Regions from separate parts of the Homo sapiens genome. Here region 2 is linked to region 1. The links are chromatin loops, found by intact Hi-C in ENCODE. Cell type or tissue: breast epithelium. All regions are shown on one strand.

The links. Peaks named below come from ENCODE experiments on the same cell type or tissue, not always from the same donor. Only the 100,000 strongest peaks of a DNase experiment are listed, where the experiment ranks them.
Region 2: it touches region 1 in a loop (17-fold over the local background); 53 of 110 quality-filtered maps call a loop at or near these places.

Annotation. Positions count from the first base shown.
Region 1 is chr19:23,318,446-23,326,445 of GRCh38, reverse strand. It overlaps LOC107985285 (a long non-coding RNA gene), which reads right to left. Exons shown (of 3, transcript XR_002958408.2): 3 at 7,932-8,000. It also overlaps a transcript of ZNF91 not described here. Among named protein-coding and RNA genes, the nearest start is that of ZNF724, 72 kb to the right of the region's middle. RefSeq lists an enhancer at 2,730-3,523. In breast epithelium, no CTCF peak of the experiment used is centred here; a DNase peak (open chromatin) is centred at 4,853.
Region 2 is chr19:23,465,945-23,473,944 of GRCh38, reverse strand. No RefSeq gene overlaps it. Among named protein-coding and RNA genes, the nearest start is that of LINC01224, 54 kb to the right of the region's middle. In breast epithelium, no CTCF peak of the experiment used is centred here; no DNase peak of the experiment used is centred here; H3K4me3 peaks cover 1,019 bases; H3K27me3 peaks cover 402 bases.

The sequences.
Region 1 (8,000 bases):
TGAGGCAGGAGAATTGCTTGAAACCGGGAGGCAGAGCCTGCAGTGAGCCAAGATTGTATCACTGCACACCAGCCTGGATAACAGAGCAAGACTCCACCTCTCAAACAAGTAAAATAAATAAATCAACATGTAGTAGTCAGTGAGCACCAACCATGCAATTGTGCTAGGTACAGAAGATGGAAAAAATATTCTTGAGGTGGGAGAAACATGTTAACAGATAAATTACAGCAGACAGACTTGATAGATGGGGGTAAAAGTTATTAGGAACAGAAGGCCTAATTTTCCCTAGAAAAGGTAGTATTTGAGATGGGTCTCAACAGAAGAGTAAAGAGTAAATATTCTTTGCTGGGGGAAGGGGATGGAGACAAAACAAAAAGAACAACCCGTGCAACAACAGAGGCAGTAAAGAATTATTCAGTGTGGCAGTGATGTGGAAGACAGAGACAAGAGCCAAGACTAGCAATTTGGTTTGGAAGCAGATGAGGGTCTTTGTAAAACAAGTGAAGGAGTTTGGATTTTTCTTTTTGTAGACAACAGGGAGGGAAGAGATGTTATTAGGCAGGCAAACAATGAGAGCAGCTTTCATTTTTGAGGATGATGACTCTGGCAGCAGGGTGGAAGATAAACAGCAGTAGAGAGAAACTGGAGGCAGAAAATTAACTCAAGAGGTACTTATGACTCAATGAGGACCTTAGGTCAGAAGTGATTAAACAGCCAAAGTCAGTGACCGGAGCATGGTTTTGGGGAGAGCCTGGTGACTGATTGGACATGGGGGTGAGAGAGACATGCATCAGGACAGCCATCAGTAATGTTCCTGGCCTAGTAGGTTGTGTACATGGCAATCACCTTCCAGAAGGAATGGAGATTACTTTCATTTTTACAAGTACTTGCAGGGTGAGCGACTTGTAGTGTGATCAAGATGACAAAAGATCACTGCTTCAGAAAAATTGTAAGTGAAAATATAGAGTTAGAGTTGTCAGTTTATAGGTTAGAGGAGAGGGCACAAAAGCACCAGAATGCACAGGGCACTCTGCAGGAACAGAACTCACGCCCAGGTATGGGACCACAAAGGTTGCTGCAGAGAACAGGCATTGGGCACCTGGCAACTGACACCAATGGGATGCTTACAGTCTGTCCACTGATTTAAGAATTGTAAAACAACTATTCACAAGTGTTGCACATGTCTCTAAGGTAAGTGGGAGCCCAGACCACTTTGGGGGCAACTGTCTGCTTACTGCACGCAGCCCTTTCTTTTCTGGAATTTAGTCTCCTCATCATCCTGCCTTCTCCCTTGCCTATCTCCTGCTTGTGTAATAAAGTGGAAAGTGGAAGGGCAGAACAAGGCTCAGATCAGTGGCACTTGTTTGCTAAAAGTATACTAGACAGTTCTGGTGTGAGGCCTGGGGTCCCAGATCATATAAATTATCACTGTCTCCTTTATTGCATCCCTGTATTATCCCCATCCCTCTCAGCCAGGGTAGCTGGCTGACATCCACTCTCTCAAGAGGACATGCATGGACAGAAGACCTGGCTCAAGAAACAGCGCTCTATGAAAAGGGCGGATAGTTATGTAACAATTTTGCAAAAACTTGAGAAATTAAAATAAGGGAGACTATGAATGCAAAAACATTAGAGAGCTTGCGCCCAGAAGTTTCAGACCAGACTAGGCAACGTGTTGAGACCCCGTCACTAAAAAAGAATTTAGTCAGGTGTGATGGGCCACGCCTGTAGTCCCAGCTACTCGGGAGGGTGAGGTGAGAGGATCTCTTGAGGCTACAGTGAGTCATAATCTTGTGCCACTGCACTGCAGCCTAGGTGACAGAGCAAGATTATTTCTCATAGAATATATCTATAAATATATATGTGTATATATATATGTATACATACGTATATACATACATATGTATATACGTATATATATATATATACTTGGCCGCCTGAGTTAGGCCGGATTAGTACTATCCTCCAAAAGCTAATATAAATGCACATCAGTTCTTTCTAGCGCAGCGCTGAAGAGGGTGCCACTACTTGTGCTGGGTGCTGTTTGGCATGGCCAGTGGCACAGTAAGAGAAGGAGTAGGAGTGGAGGAGTGAAGAAAGAGGAGGAGGAGAAGAGAAGAAAAGGAGGAGGAAAGAGAAGAACTAGAAGAGAAAATGAGAAGAAGATAGTAAGAAGAGAGGAAGTGGAGAAAAAAAGGAGAGGGGGACAACAGGACCAGGAGAGGAGAGGAGAAAAGGGAAGCTAGGAGGAAGTAGGGAGAAAAAAGGAGGAGAAGAAGAAAAGAATGAGGAAAAGAGAAGAGGACGAGAGGAGGAGGAGAGGATGAGAAAAAGAGGAAAGGAGGAAAGGAAGAGAAGGAGGAGGAGGAGAAGGAGGAGTAGAGGAGATGGACAAGGAGGAGGAGGGGACAAGGAAGAGGAGAAGACGAAGAGAAAGGAGAGGAGGAGAATCGGGAGCAGAAGAAGGAGGAGGAGATGAAGAGGTGAAGGAGAGGAGGAGGAAAGGAGAAGAGAAGGAGGAGGAGAAAAGAAAGGAGTGGAGAAAGAGGAGAGGAGGAGAAAAAATAGGAAACGAAGAGGAGAAGAATAGGAGGAGGAAAAGGATGGGAGAAAAGAAAAAGGAAAAGTAGGAGGAGTAGAAAAAGAGGAGAAGGAGGAAGAAGAAAGAGAAGGAGGAGACGAAAAGAATGAGAAAAAGAGGAGAGGAGAATGAGGAGAAGGCGTAGAAGAAAAGAAGGAGGAGAGGATAAAGAAGGAGAAGTAGAGGAGGAGGAGAGAAGAGGAAAGGAGGAGGAGAGGAGAAGAGAAGGAGGAGGAGAAAGGAGAAGAGAAAAGGAGGAGGAAAAGAAGGAAAAGGAGGATGGGAGGAAGAGAAGAGGAAAAGGAAAAAGGAAGAGGAGAGAAAAAGGAAAAGGAGGAGAAGAGTAGAGGAGAAGAAAGGAAAAGGAGGATGATAGGAAGAAGACGGAGGAGAAGAGGACAGAGAAGTAGAGGAGAAAAAAGGAAAAGAATGGGGAGAAGGAGGAAAGTAGGAACAAAGAAAAGGAGGGGGAAGAGAGTAGGAGGAAGAGGAAGGGAAGAGGAGGAAAGGAGGGGGAGAGGAGGAGGAGGACGAGGAGAAGATGGAGAAAAGGAAGATGAGGAAGAGAAGGAGGGGAGGAGGAGAGAAGAAAGAAGAAAAGGAACAGGAGGAGAGGAGAAAGGAGAGGAGAAGAAGGAGAGAAAGGAAAAGTAAGAGGAAGAGGAGAATGTGGATAGGAGAAGGAGGAAGAGAAAAAGGTGGAGAGGAGGAGAGGCGAAGGAAAAGGAGGAAGAACTGAAAAGGAGGAGAGGAAAAGGAGACAAGGGGAGGGGAGGAGGAAGAAAAGAAAAAAACGGGAGGATGAGGAAAGGAGGAGGAAACAAAAAGGAGAAAGGACGAGGAGAAAAAGAGGAAAAGGAGGAGGAGAGATGGAAGAGGAGAGGTGGTGGAGGGGAGTAAAAAGGAGAGGAGGAGGAAGGGAAGAAAGATGAGAGGAAGAAAAGGAGAGGAGGAGGAAGAAAGGGGAGAAGTGGAGGAGGAGGTGGGGGAGAAGTGGAGGAGGAGGTGGGGGAGAAGTGGAGGAGGAGGTGGGGGAGAAGTGGAGGAGGAGGTGGGGGAGAAATGGAGGAGGAGGTGAGGAAGAAGAGGGGAGAAAGAAAAAGGAGCAGGAGAACATGAATGGGGAGGAAGAAGAGATGAGGAGAGGAGGAGAAAAGTGAGGAGGAGAAGACGAAAAGGAATGGAGGAGATGGAAAGGAGGAAAAAGGAGGAGGAGGAGAAAAAAGTTATCACTTTGTGACAGTAATTATGACTCTTTTCATGGCTTTTGGATTAAAGTTCAAACTCAACAGGAGAGACACACAGATAAAAAATCCAGATTATTTCAGAGCTCAATTTCAGAGCTAAAGGAAAAGATATGTGGTAATACACCTGTGGACGTTGCCAATGCAAAACAGTTGCATTGTTTTGGTTTTGGATCCAGACATATGTCACCATAGGCAATGTATGCAGTGCCTAGGAGAAAGTAGAGAGCCACAACAGTTAGGTGCTGGGCCTAGTGATACATCACAATCCCTTTTTGGTCAGAGACCAAACAGTAGAGGAGAGCCATATCACCTAGGTTCTAGGTCCAGCAATACATCACAATACTTTCTGAGAGGAAGACCAAAGCAGGAGCGCCACATCACCTAGGTTTGAGAGCCCCAGAGATATGGCACAATGCCTTCTGTGGGTAGGGCTCAGGAAGAAGAGGAAAGTTACGTAACCTAGGGGCTACAGCCAGCTATATGTCACAATCACCCCCAAGGGGCAGGGACGATGCATGAGAGGAGAGTCACATCAAGTAGGTGGTGAGCAAAGCAATATGTAACAATCAGAGGAGAGTGTCATCTCCTACATGCTGGGCCATATGTTACAACATCCCCTATGGGCAAAGCCCAGGTAAGAGAAGAGATACACATCAAATAGTTGATGGGCTAAGAGATACTTCTCAATGCCCCCTGTAGAAAGAGATGAGGAGAAATAAATCAGATTGCCTGTGTTCTGGGCCCAGGGATAAGCCACTATTTCATCTATGGACGTGGCCCAGGCGGGTGAGGAGAGTTACATCACTTAGATGCTGGGAACAGAGATATGTAACAATCTCTTCTATAAGCAAGACCCTGGTAAGAAAAGAAAGATACATCAAATATTTATGGACCCACAGATGCCCCCTTTTTGACAGAGTCAAGGCAAGAAAGTCACATCACCTTGGTCCTGGGCCCAGCAATAGGTCACAATACCTTCTGAAGACAGGGCCAAGGCAAATGAGTAACATCTTGGAGCTGGGCCCAGGATATATGTAACAATCTCCCCTGTGGGCAGAACCTAGGAAGAAGAGAAGTGTCACATGAGCTAGGTGCTGAGCCCAGGGATATGTCACCATCCCTCCAAGCAAGAGATGAGAGTACATTACCTGGGTGAGGAGTGCAGGGAGATATCACAATCCCCTTTTTAGGCTGGGCCCAGGCAGAAGAGTCACATCGCCTAAGTGTTAGAATGAGTGATGTGTCACAATGTCCCTTCTGTGCAGCACCAAGGTAGGAGAGAAAACTTACGTCACCTGAGTGCAAGTCCCAGCGATATGCCACAATGCCTCCTGTAAGAGGCACCAAGGCTTGAGAATAGAGTCATCTCGCCTAGGTTCTGGGTCCAGCAGTATATCACCATTCTACTTGTGAACGAAGCCCAGGCAGGAGAGTCAAATCAGGTGTTTGGCTGAGGCGTATGTCACAATCACACCTTCAAAAAATCCACAGATGAGATTATCAATCCCTCACATGTTCTGGTTCTAGGTATGAGAGTCAACATGTCTTGTATGTTGTGTGAAGTACATGAGTCACAATCTCAACTGTGAACTGGATCTGTGCAGCAGCTTCTCAATGTTTTCTGGGCATTGTGTCCCCTTAGATAAGTCGCAGCCTGACACGTGTGCTAAATTATGGTTTGAAGGTCAACAAATCCATGCATAACAAAAATCCATGTATGAGAGTCAACATTGCAACTTTTGACTGCCTCTAGATATAAGATTCAAATCCTCAACAGTGGGCCATGCTCATGTGAGAGGACAACAATCTTTACTCTTGACTGTGTCTGCTTACTAGTATTACAATCTCACCTTTGAGCTGGGCTCTGTTAGTACACTCTCTGTACCACCCAAAGAATTTATGAGATACATGGTTTGGCTCTATGTCCTCACCCAAATCTCATCTACAATTGTAATCTCCATGTGTCAAAGCAGGCAGGTCATTGGATCATGGGACAGTTTCCCCCATACTGTTTTTGTGATAGTGAGTGAGTTCTCAGAGATCTGATGGTTTTATAAGTGTTGGAAGTTCCTTCTTTATTCACTTTCTCCCTCCTGCCACCTTGTGAAGAAGGTTCCTGATTCTCCTTCTGCCATGATTATAAATTTCCTGAGGTCTCCCCAGCTATGTGGAACTGTGAGTCAATTAAATCCCTTTTCTACCTAAATTACCTGGTCTTGGGCAGTTCTTTATAGCAGTGTGAAAATGAACTAATACAATATGATATGCATGAGAATTGCAATCTGCATTAAGACCTTCATGCTGATATGAGCCCATGATTGTACGTGTCAGTCTAAGCTCAGGTATGAGAGTCAACACCTCCCCAATTGGCTGTGTCTAAATAGAAGAGTACTCATGTGCCTATGAGCTGGGTTTAGAAATGGGTCACTATCCCATAAGTGTCCAGATGTTCACATATGACTGACACAATTCCATCTGTAGACTGTGTCTACGTGTGAGATTCAGGATCTCACCAGTGGGTTGTGTCCATGTGTGAGGATGACTATTTTAAGGATTGGCAGGGTGTGCATACCAGAAATACAGTATTTCTTGTGTCCTTGGACCTGTGATGACACTCTCTGTACCACTTGTGGGCTTTATACAACATGCAAGAGAGTGGTAAACCTCTGTGACCTTTGTACAAAGAGGACACCCAGGATCTTACCTTTTTCCCTGAGCCTTGCTATAAGAGACAGTATCTCTCTCATTGGCTAGTTCAAGGTATGAGAGTCATCATCACCTGTGAGCTGGGCCAAGATATATGTCACAATCACTCATGGATTGGGAGTAAGCAGGAGAGTAACATTACCTTGGTTTGGGGCCAGATATATGTCACAATCTTCTGTGAGGGCTCAGCAATATGTCACAATGATCTACGTATTCAAGACTCAGTCAAAAGAGCCTCACCACCTTGTCGCGGGGTCCAGTGATGTGTCATAATCTTTTCTGTTAGGAGGGTGCAGGCAGAAAAGAAGAGTCACATGTCCTAGGTAGTGTATGCAGATATATGTCACAAGGCCCACTGGGCAGGGCCCAGGCAGGAGCCTCTTATTTTCTAGGTGTTGGACCCAGTGTTATTTCACAATACACCAAATATTTGGGGCCTGGGAGAAAGGACAGTCACATCACATAGGTGCTGGGCCAAAAGATATGTTATAATAACCCTCTTTAGCAGAGCCCAGGCAGAAAAATAAATGTGTCACATCACCCAGGTGATAAACAAAAAGGTATGGCATAATACCCCTATGGGCAGGGCTCATGCAGAAGAGTTGCACCACATAGTTGTTAAGATAGGCCATATGTCACAATACACAATTTATGCTGAGCTCAGGCAGGAGAAAAGAGTAACATTACCTATGTGCTGGGCTCAGCGATACGTCACAATACCTCCTTGGTCAGAGCCCAAGAAGTAGAAGAGAGTTACCTCACCTAGGTGCTGAGTCCATCAATATGTCACAGTACTCACTGAGTGAAGGGCCCAAGAATGAGGATTGCATCATTTAGGTGAGGGGCCCAGAGCTATGTACCCATGCTCCCTGTAGGTAGGGCTTAGGAAGAAAGAAGAGAGTCACATAACCTGTCACATAACCTAGACAGATGAGCCCAGCCCTATGTCAAAATTACAACAGTGATCAGAGTCCAGACATGAGAGGAGAATCACATCACATAAATGTTGGGTGAAGGAATATGTCACCATCCCTACTGGGGACAGAAGCAGAAAAATAAGGAGAATTACACCATCTAGGTAATGGGCCCAGAGATACATTGCAGTGACCCCTGTGGGCAATGACCAGGCAGTAGAATCACATCACCTGTGTGTTGGGCTTAGGGATAATTCACTCTACCTTCTGTGGGCATAGCGCAGGCAAACAAGGAGAGTCACAACACCTAGGTACTGGAATCAGAGACGTGATAATCTCTTCTAATGGCAAAGACCAAGTAAGCAAGAAGAGTCACATCAAATAGTTCATGAACTTAGAGATATGTCACAATGCCCCCTGTGGGCAGGGTCCAGGCAAGAGACTCACATCATCTTGGTGCTGAGCCCAGCAATATGTCAGAAAGCTTTCTGAGGTCAGAACCAAGGCAAAAGTGTAACATCACCTTACCGTTGGGTCCAGAGACACATCACA
Region 2 (8,000 bases), 150 kb before region 1:
TATTGGTATGATTTAAGCGCATTACACTTACTGTGCACTTTGTTTCTATTATTACATTATAATATATAATGAAATAATTATACAGCTCACCATAACGTAGAATCAGTGAGAGCCATGGGATTGTTTTCCTGCAACTAAAGGTTCCCATCTAGGGGTGATGACAGACAGTGAGAGATCCTTAGGCGTTAGATTCTCGTAAATAGTGTACAACCTACATCCCTCACGTGCGCAGTTCACAATAGGGTCTGCACTCCTACGATAATCTAATGCTGCTGCTGATTTGTAATGCGAGTGATGGGGAGTGGCTGTGAATCCTGATGAAGCCTCGCTCATCCACTGCTCACCTCCTGCTGTGCGGTTTGGTTTATAACAGACCACAGACTGGTATCAGTCTGTGCCCTGGGTGTTGAGGACTCCTGATGTAGGGCAACAATGTTTATTCATTTATTTATTGAGTGTAGTGCTGTAATCTCAGCTCACTGCAATCTCTGCCTCCCGGGTTCAAGTGATTCTCCTGCCTCAGCCTCCCGAGTAGCTGGGATTACAGGCATGAGCCAAGAAGCACGGCTAATTTTGTATTTTTAGTAGAAATGGGGTTTCACCATGTTGGTCAGGCTGGTCTTGATCTCCTGACCTCAAGTGATCCACTCGCCTAGGCCTCCCAAAGTGCTGAGATTACAGGTGCAAGCCACCATGACCGGCTGGCAACTACATTTATTACCATCCATTTATTACTAGGTCACCCATGTTGTACAGTGCCTGGCACAGACCAGGTGGCCAATAAACAGCTATTGATCTAATGCAGGAATAATAAGGTAAGGTTTATTTTTTCTCCTTCAACATGCTGTACCTTTGCCAGATGCAAATAAGACCTCAAAAGTCTGCCTGAATAAACTTAAAATAAAAGACCCTTTCATCAAACGGTCACTTAGATGGTGTAACAAGTTAGGTATGAATGTATCACCTGTACCAGCTCAGTGAAATGCGTGTTAACCATCACATAACAAACTCGTGTCTGGCACGCTAAGGGCTTTGAGTCTGAATTTCTGATGAGAAATAAAGTGGTATATAGAAAACCCCAGAGAATGATATTCCATATATCCATAAGCATCAGTAGCACTTCTTAAAAGTCTCGCACATCCAGCAAACCCTTTAAAAATGAGATATCCTAATATGCAACCAGTTTAGCAGTATTTTTAAGAATGATAAGGGCTGGGCACGGTGGCCCATGCCTGCAATACCAGCACTTTGGGTGGCCGAGGTGGGCGGATCACCTGAGGTCGGGAGTTCAAGACCAGCCTGACCAACATGGAGAAACCCTGTCTCTACTAAAAATACAAAAATCAGCAGGGCTTGGTGGTGCATGCCTGTAATCCCAGCTACTGGGAAATCTGAGACAGGAGAATCACTCGAACCTGGGAGGCGGAGGTTGCAGTCAGCCAAGATCGTGCCATTGCACTCCAGCCTGGGCAACAAGAGCAAAACTCCGTCGCAAAAATAAATAAAATAAAATAAAATAAAATAAAATAAAATATAAAATAAAATAAAATAAAATAAAATAAAATAAAATAAGATAGGGCAACTTCATTTACCTAAAATGGAGCACAAGATCCTTTAGAAGGAACTCATACTCATTCCTGCAAAAATTCTGCCAACTCTTGAAGGTAGCACAGAATTAAGCATTTGTGTGTGTGTGTGTTTCCAAAGAGGTTTTAGCCAAGATTGTGGTCTCTAACAGACTCCCTGATTAAAATAGGGTTTAGAAACTATACTGCCTACTTGAAAAAGCATCAAATCTAGAGAATGCTTTTCACAGGTATGAAAAAAATGAAAACAAAATCACATTCTTCTATTTGCAATTCCCTTTCCCTCACTTTCCACTTCTATTAAATATACTTCAGTAACATTGTGCATAGGTGCAGAGACCACACATATCTAAAAAAGGAAAAAACCCTCAAATATATGGGGATGGACTGGCGACTCTGCCTTTGCAGAAATCATTTTGTTTCCTCCAGACAGAAGTGTCTCATTATTTTCAGCATTCCTATCTAAAAGGCAAACTTTGTTTCCATTGACTTTGAAAGGGCTAAGCTTAAATCTGAACTCTTAAACAAGGACAAGAGTTCAATTTTCTATTAATGAAAATCCCAGACAGGTTTTTCAGCCTACCAAATCGTTATACTTTTCTTATTCACTCTTCTATCTCTCTCCACAACCACCAACATTACCACCCACAAAAGAAGAAGAAAATCCCTCCAATGTTCCCTGAATGTGTGCTGCTGCTAGCTCGGAAGCTGTGTAGAGTTTTGTAATGGAGTGTGAACTGCTGCCCCGGATCTGGGCTGTATCTGTGTTCTATCTCCTATCCAGTCAGGAGAGAAAAAGGACAAATCCGCTGAGCAGGGAAAAATTCTTTCCGCCTCATTTATAACCTCTCATGGATGCAGCGCTGAAGAGGGTCGCTAGGCACACGGGGACCCTGTCAAGCTGCCCACTGGCCAGCGCGTTCTGCGCCGGGCGGGGTCTCCACGCCCTGCAGGTCTCCGCCTTGCCTGGAAAGGAAGCTGCCCCGCCAGGCAGTGAGATCGGTTGCCGTTCCCCACCCACACCCTTGGCCAGGGAATGGGTCACATCCTCGATGCGCCCTCGGCCCAGAAAACGCGCCGCTTTCCGGGCGGGGGGCGTCGGCGACGGGAAGGACCTCCCCTGCTCCTTAGCAAACACTAGGGTCGCAGTTTCCTAAGAGACGCGAGTGGGAAGGGGAGGAGGGAGCCCAAGAAGAGGCTGGTGCTGGGGGCAGAGAAAGCAACACTAGGATGCGGGCCGGTGTGGGAGGAGGAAGGGAAGCCCCGGAACTAGCTGCAAATTGTTCGAGCGGGAGAAGCTCCCCGCCTTCTTCCTGGACTAACGACGGCACCCGGCACCGAGCCCCCGACTGCAAGGAAGGTGCACTCCACATCGACGGATCCCTGTAAAACAAGGAAGGTGCAATCCACACCGACGGATCTCTGTAAAACACGCACTTAGCCAACGGAAGGGCAAGGACCGATAGGCGCCCCCATGGCCAGGCCCTGGCCCCCTTCTTTCCTGGGCGCCCAAGGTGGTAGGTAGTCAGCCACACCAAAACCGCCAGCCAGGAAAGGGCCAGGGCGCAGGGCTGCCTGCTGCCCCCTCGAAGCCAGTGTCCTCTGCCCAGGAAGATCAAATCCACAGAGCAGGGTGCGTCAGGGGCTTCCACCAAACACCCTGGTGAGAGCACCCCAGGAGGCCACCTCCTGGCCAGCACCCAGATGCTTTGCGACTGCAGGGGAAAGCAGGGGCCCTAGTTTCCAGGCTTCCCTGCCAGGGAGGGGCTGGAAAGACCTTAGAAGGAAAGTTTCTCTTTCCACAGGGGAAGGATGCTGGGAAAGAGAGGGCAGAAGGTGGGGAGCAGCGTCAGGAAGATGTTTCTGGCCTGCGAGGCTTGCACCATCTGAATCAGGGCGGTTCTGTAAGAAATAAATTCACCCCAGTATTCCGGGAGGCCAAGACAGAGGGAGCGCTTGCGCCCAGAAGTTTCAGACCAGTCTAGGCAACATGTTGAGACCCGGTCACTGAAAAAAAAATTAGTCAGGTGTGATGGGCCACACCTGTAGTCCCAGCTACTCGGGAGGCTGAGGTGAGAGGATCTCTTGAGGACACAGTGAATCATAATCTTGTGCCACTGCACTCCAGCCTAGGTGACAGAGCAAGATTCTTTCTCATAGAATAGATGATAGATAGATAGATAGATAGATAGATAGATAGATAGATAGATTACATATATATACTTGGCCGCCTGAGTTAGGCTGGATTAATACTATCCTCCAAAAGCTAATATAAATGTACATCAGGTCTTTCTAGTGCAGCGCTGAAGAGGCTGCCACTACGTGTGCTGGATGCTGCTTGGCATGGCTAATGGCTCAGTAAGAGGAGGAGTAGGAGTGGAGGAGTGAAGAAAGAGGAGGAGGAGAAGAGAAGAAAAGGAGGAGGAAAGAGAAGAACTAGAAGAGAAAAGGAGAAGAAGATAGGAAGAAGAGAGGAAGTGGAGAAAAAAAAAGAGAGGAGGACAACAGGACCAGGAGAGGAGAGGAAAAAAGGGAAGCTAGGAGGAAGTAGATTAAAAAGAGAGAGAAGGAGAAGGAGGAGAAGAATAAGAGAATGAGGAAAAAGAAGGAGGAGAAGGAGAGGAGGAGAAAAAAGGAGGAAAGGAGGAAAAGAAGGAGAGAAGGAGGAGGACAGGAGGAGAAGAAGAGGAGGAGGAGAAGAGGAGTAGAGGAGATGGAGAAGGAGGGGGGGACAAGAAGAAGGAGGAGAAGACGAAGAGAAAAAGGAGGAGAGAAGGAGAATGGGGAGCAGAAGGAGGAGGAGATGAAGAGGTGAAGGAGAGGAGGAGGAAAGGAGAAATAGAGAAGAAGGAGGAGAAAAGAAAGAGGAGGGGAGAAAAAGAAAGGAGAGGAGGAGAAAAATAGGAGGAGTAGGAGATGAAGAGGAGAAGAAGAGAAGAAAAAAGGAGGAAGAAAGGGATGGAAGAAAAGAAAAAGGAAATTTAGGAGGAGAGGAGAAGGAATAGAAAAGGAGGAGGAAGAGGAGGAGGAGAAGGAGGAAGAGAAGATGAAAGAGAAGGAGGAGATGAAAAGAATGAGGAGAAAAAAGGAGAGGAGGAGGAGAAGAGAAGGAGGAGTAGAAAAAAAGGAGAATGAGGAGGATTAGAGGAGAAAGAAAAGGAGAATTAGAAGAGGAGGAGAAGAGGAGAAAAAGAGAAGGAGGAAAAGAGGAGGAGGAAATGAGGATGAGAGGAGAAGAGAAGGAGGAGAAAGAGAAGGGGAGAAAAAGAGAAGGAGAAGGAGGATAAGAGAAGAAGGAAAAAGAGGATGGGAGGAAGAGGAGAGAAAAAAGGAAAAGGAGGATGAGGAGAGGAAGAGGAGAGAAAAAGGAAAAGGAGGAGATGAAGAGAAAAAGGAGTAGAGGAGGAGGAGAAGGAGGAGAGGAAAAGGAGTATGAGGAGAGGAGGAAGAGAGAAGGAGGACGAGGAGAAGAGAGAGAGAAGTAGAGGAGCTAAAAAGGAGGAAAAGATTGAGGAGAAGGAGGAAAGTAGGAGAAAAAGAAAAGAAGAGGAGAAAGGGGGGAAGAGAGTAGGAGGAAGAGGAGGAGGGGAAGGAGGAAAGGAGGAGGAGAGGAGGATGAGGAGAAGAAGGAGAAGAGGAAAATGAGGAGGAAGAGGAGAAGGAGGGAAGAAGGAGGAGAGAAGCCAAAAGAGAGAAGAAAAAAGGAGGAGGAGAAAGAGGAGAGGGAAAAAGGGAGGAGGAGAGGAAGAGGAGGAACAGGAGGAGAGGAGAAATATAGGAGGAGAAGGAGGAGGACAGCAGAAGAAGAAAGAGGAAAGAAAGGAAAAGTAAGAGAGGAAGAGAAGATGGAGAGGAGAAGAAGGGAGAGAAAAAGGTGGAGAAGAGGAGGGGAGGAGAAGAGGAGGAGGAGGAGAGGAGACGGAAAAGGAGGAGAAAAGGAGGAAGAAAGGAGAAGGAGGAGAGGAAAAGGAGAGGAGGGAGAAGGGAGGAGGAAGAGGAGAAGGAGAGGAGGAGAAAGAAAAGAGAAAAAGGAGGGGAGGACGAGGAAAGGAGGAGGAGACAGAAAAAGGAGAGAGGAAGAAGAGGAGAAAAAGAAGAGGAAAAGGAAGAGAGGAGATGGAAAATAGAGGAGGAGGAGAAAAGGTGGTGGAGTGGAGTAAAAAGGAGAAGGAGAGGAGGAGGAGGAAGGGAAAAGAAAAAGGGGGGAAGAACGAGAAGGAGCAAGAGGAGAGGAGGAGGAGAAGAAGAAGAAAAGGAGGTGGAGGGGAAAATGAAGAGGAGCAGGAGAGGAGAAAAACGAAGTGGAAGAGGAGAGGAGAAGGAGGAAGAGGAAAAGAGGAGAAGAAGGAGAAGAGAAGGACAAGAGGAGAAGTGGAGGAGGAGGATGGGAGAGGAGAAATGGAAAAGGAGGAGGAGAGAAAAAGGAGGGAAAAAGAAGGAAAAGGAGGGGAGGAGGAGAGGAGAAGGTGCAGGAGGAAAAAGAGAAGGAGTAAAAGAAGAAGTGGAGGAGAAGAGGAGAAGAAGGAGTAGAAGGAGGAGAGCAGAAAAAGTAGGTGAGGAGGAGAAAAAGGAGAGGAGGGGGAATGCAGAAGAAGTACAAAAAAGAGAAGGAAGAAAAAGAAGAGAGGAGAAGGAGGAGTTAAGAAGGAGGAGGAGAGGAGAAGTACGAAAAAAGAGAGAAGGAAGAAAAAGAGGAAGAGAGGAGAAGGAGGAGTGAAGAAGGAGGAGGAGAGGAGAAGAGAAGGAGGAGAGGCAGAGGAGGAGGAGAGTAGAAGAAGGAGTAGAAGGAAGAGGAAAAGAAGAGGAGAAGGAGGAGGAGTGGGGAAGGAAGAGGAAATGGAGGAAAAGGAGGGGGAGAGGAGATGGAGGAGGAGAAGAGAGAGAAGAAGAGAGGAGTAGAAAGAAAGAGGAATGAAAAAGGAGAAGAGAAGGAGAGAAAGAGGAGAGGAGGAGGAGGAAGAGGAGAGAAAAAGGAGAAGGAGAGAACAAGAAGGAGGAGGAGGAAAGGAGGAAGAGAGGAACACGAGTAGGAGTGAAGGAGGAGGAGAAGGAGGATAGGAGGAGGAGAAGAGGAAGAGAGGGGAAGGAGGGGAAGAAAGAGAAGGAGGAGGAAAGGAGAAGGAAGAGGAGATGAGAAAAAGGAGGAAGAGAGAAGGAGGAGGAAGAGAGGAGAAAGCAGAGGAGGAAGAGAGAAGGCAGAGGATGAGAGGAGAGGGATAGGAGAAAAAAGAAGGAGAAAGATGAGAGAAGGCAGAGGATGAGAGGAGAGGGATAGGAGAAAAAAGAAGGAGAAAGATGAGAGAAGAAGAGGAGGAGAGGAGAAGGAGGAAAGGGAGAAAGAAAAGGAACGGAGGAGAGGAAAAGAAGAAGAGGAAGGAGTAAAAGATGAGTAGGAGAAGGAGAAGAGGCGAAGGAGGAGAGGAGAAGGAAAGGAGGAAAAAAGGAGAAAGAGGAGAGAAGAAGAGGAGGAGAGGAGAAGGAGCAGGAGAAAGAAAAGGAAAGGAGAGGAGGAGAGGAGAAGAAGTAGAAGAGAAAGAGGAGTAAAAGATGAGAAGGAGGAAGACAAGAGGTGAAGGAGGGGGAGCGTAGAATAAAGAGGAGAGGAGAAGGAGGAGGAGAGGAGGAGGAGATTAAAAGAACAGAAGGAAAGGAGAAAGAGGAGGAGAGGGGAAGGAGAAGAGAAGGAGGAGCAGTGGAAGAGGAGGAGGAGGAGAAGGAGAGGAGGAAAAGGAGAGGAGGAGGAGGAAGAGAGGAGAAGGAGAGTAGAAGGAGTAGAAGGAGGAGGAAAAGAGAAAAAGAAGAAGGAGGAGGAAAAGAGGGAAAGAAGAAAGAGGAGAAGAAGGAAGAGGAGGAGAGGAAAAGGAGAAGAGAATAAAAGGAGGAGGAAGAGGAGAGAAGAAAAGAAGAGAAGGAGGAGGAGAAGAGAAGGAAGAGGAGAAGAGAAGGAGGAGGAGAAAAGAATGAGGAGAGGAGAAGTAAAAAGAGGGGAAAGAGGAGAGAAGAAGGAAGAGGACAGGAGAAGGAGGAGGAGAAAAATAAGGAGAGGAGAGGAGGAGGAGATGAGGAGAGGATGGGGAGTAAAAGATGAGTACTAGGAGGAGGAGTGGAGAAGGAGGAGGAGAGTTTTGGGGAAGGAGGAGGAGAGGAGGAATAGGACAGGAGAAGGAGAAGTAGGAGGAGGAGAGGAGAAGGAGAAGGAGAAAAGGAGAAGAGGAGTAGCAGGAGGAGAGGAGAAGGAGGAGGAGAAAAGTAGAAAGAGGAGCAGGAGGAGAGAAGAAAAAGAAGGAGAGGAGGAGGAAATGGAGAGGAAGAGCAGTGGAGGAGAGGAGAAATAGGAGAAAAGTAGTGGAGGAGGAGGAGAATGAGAGGATGAGGAGGAGAAAAATAAGAGGAAAGGAGAAGAAGAGGAGAAGG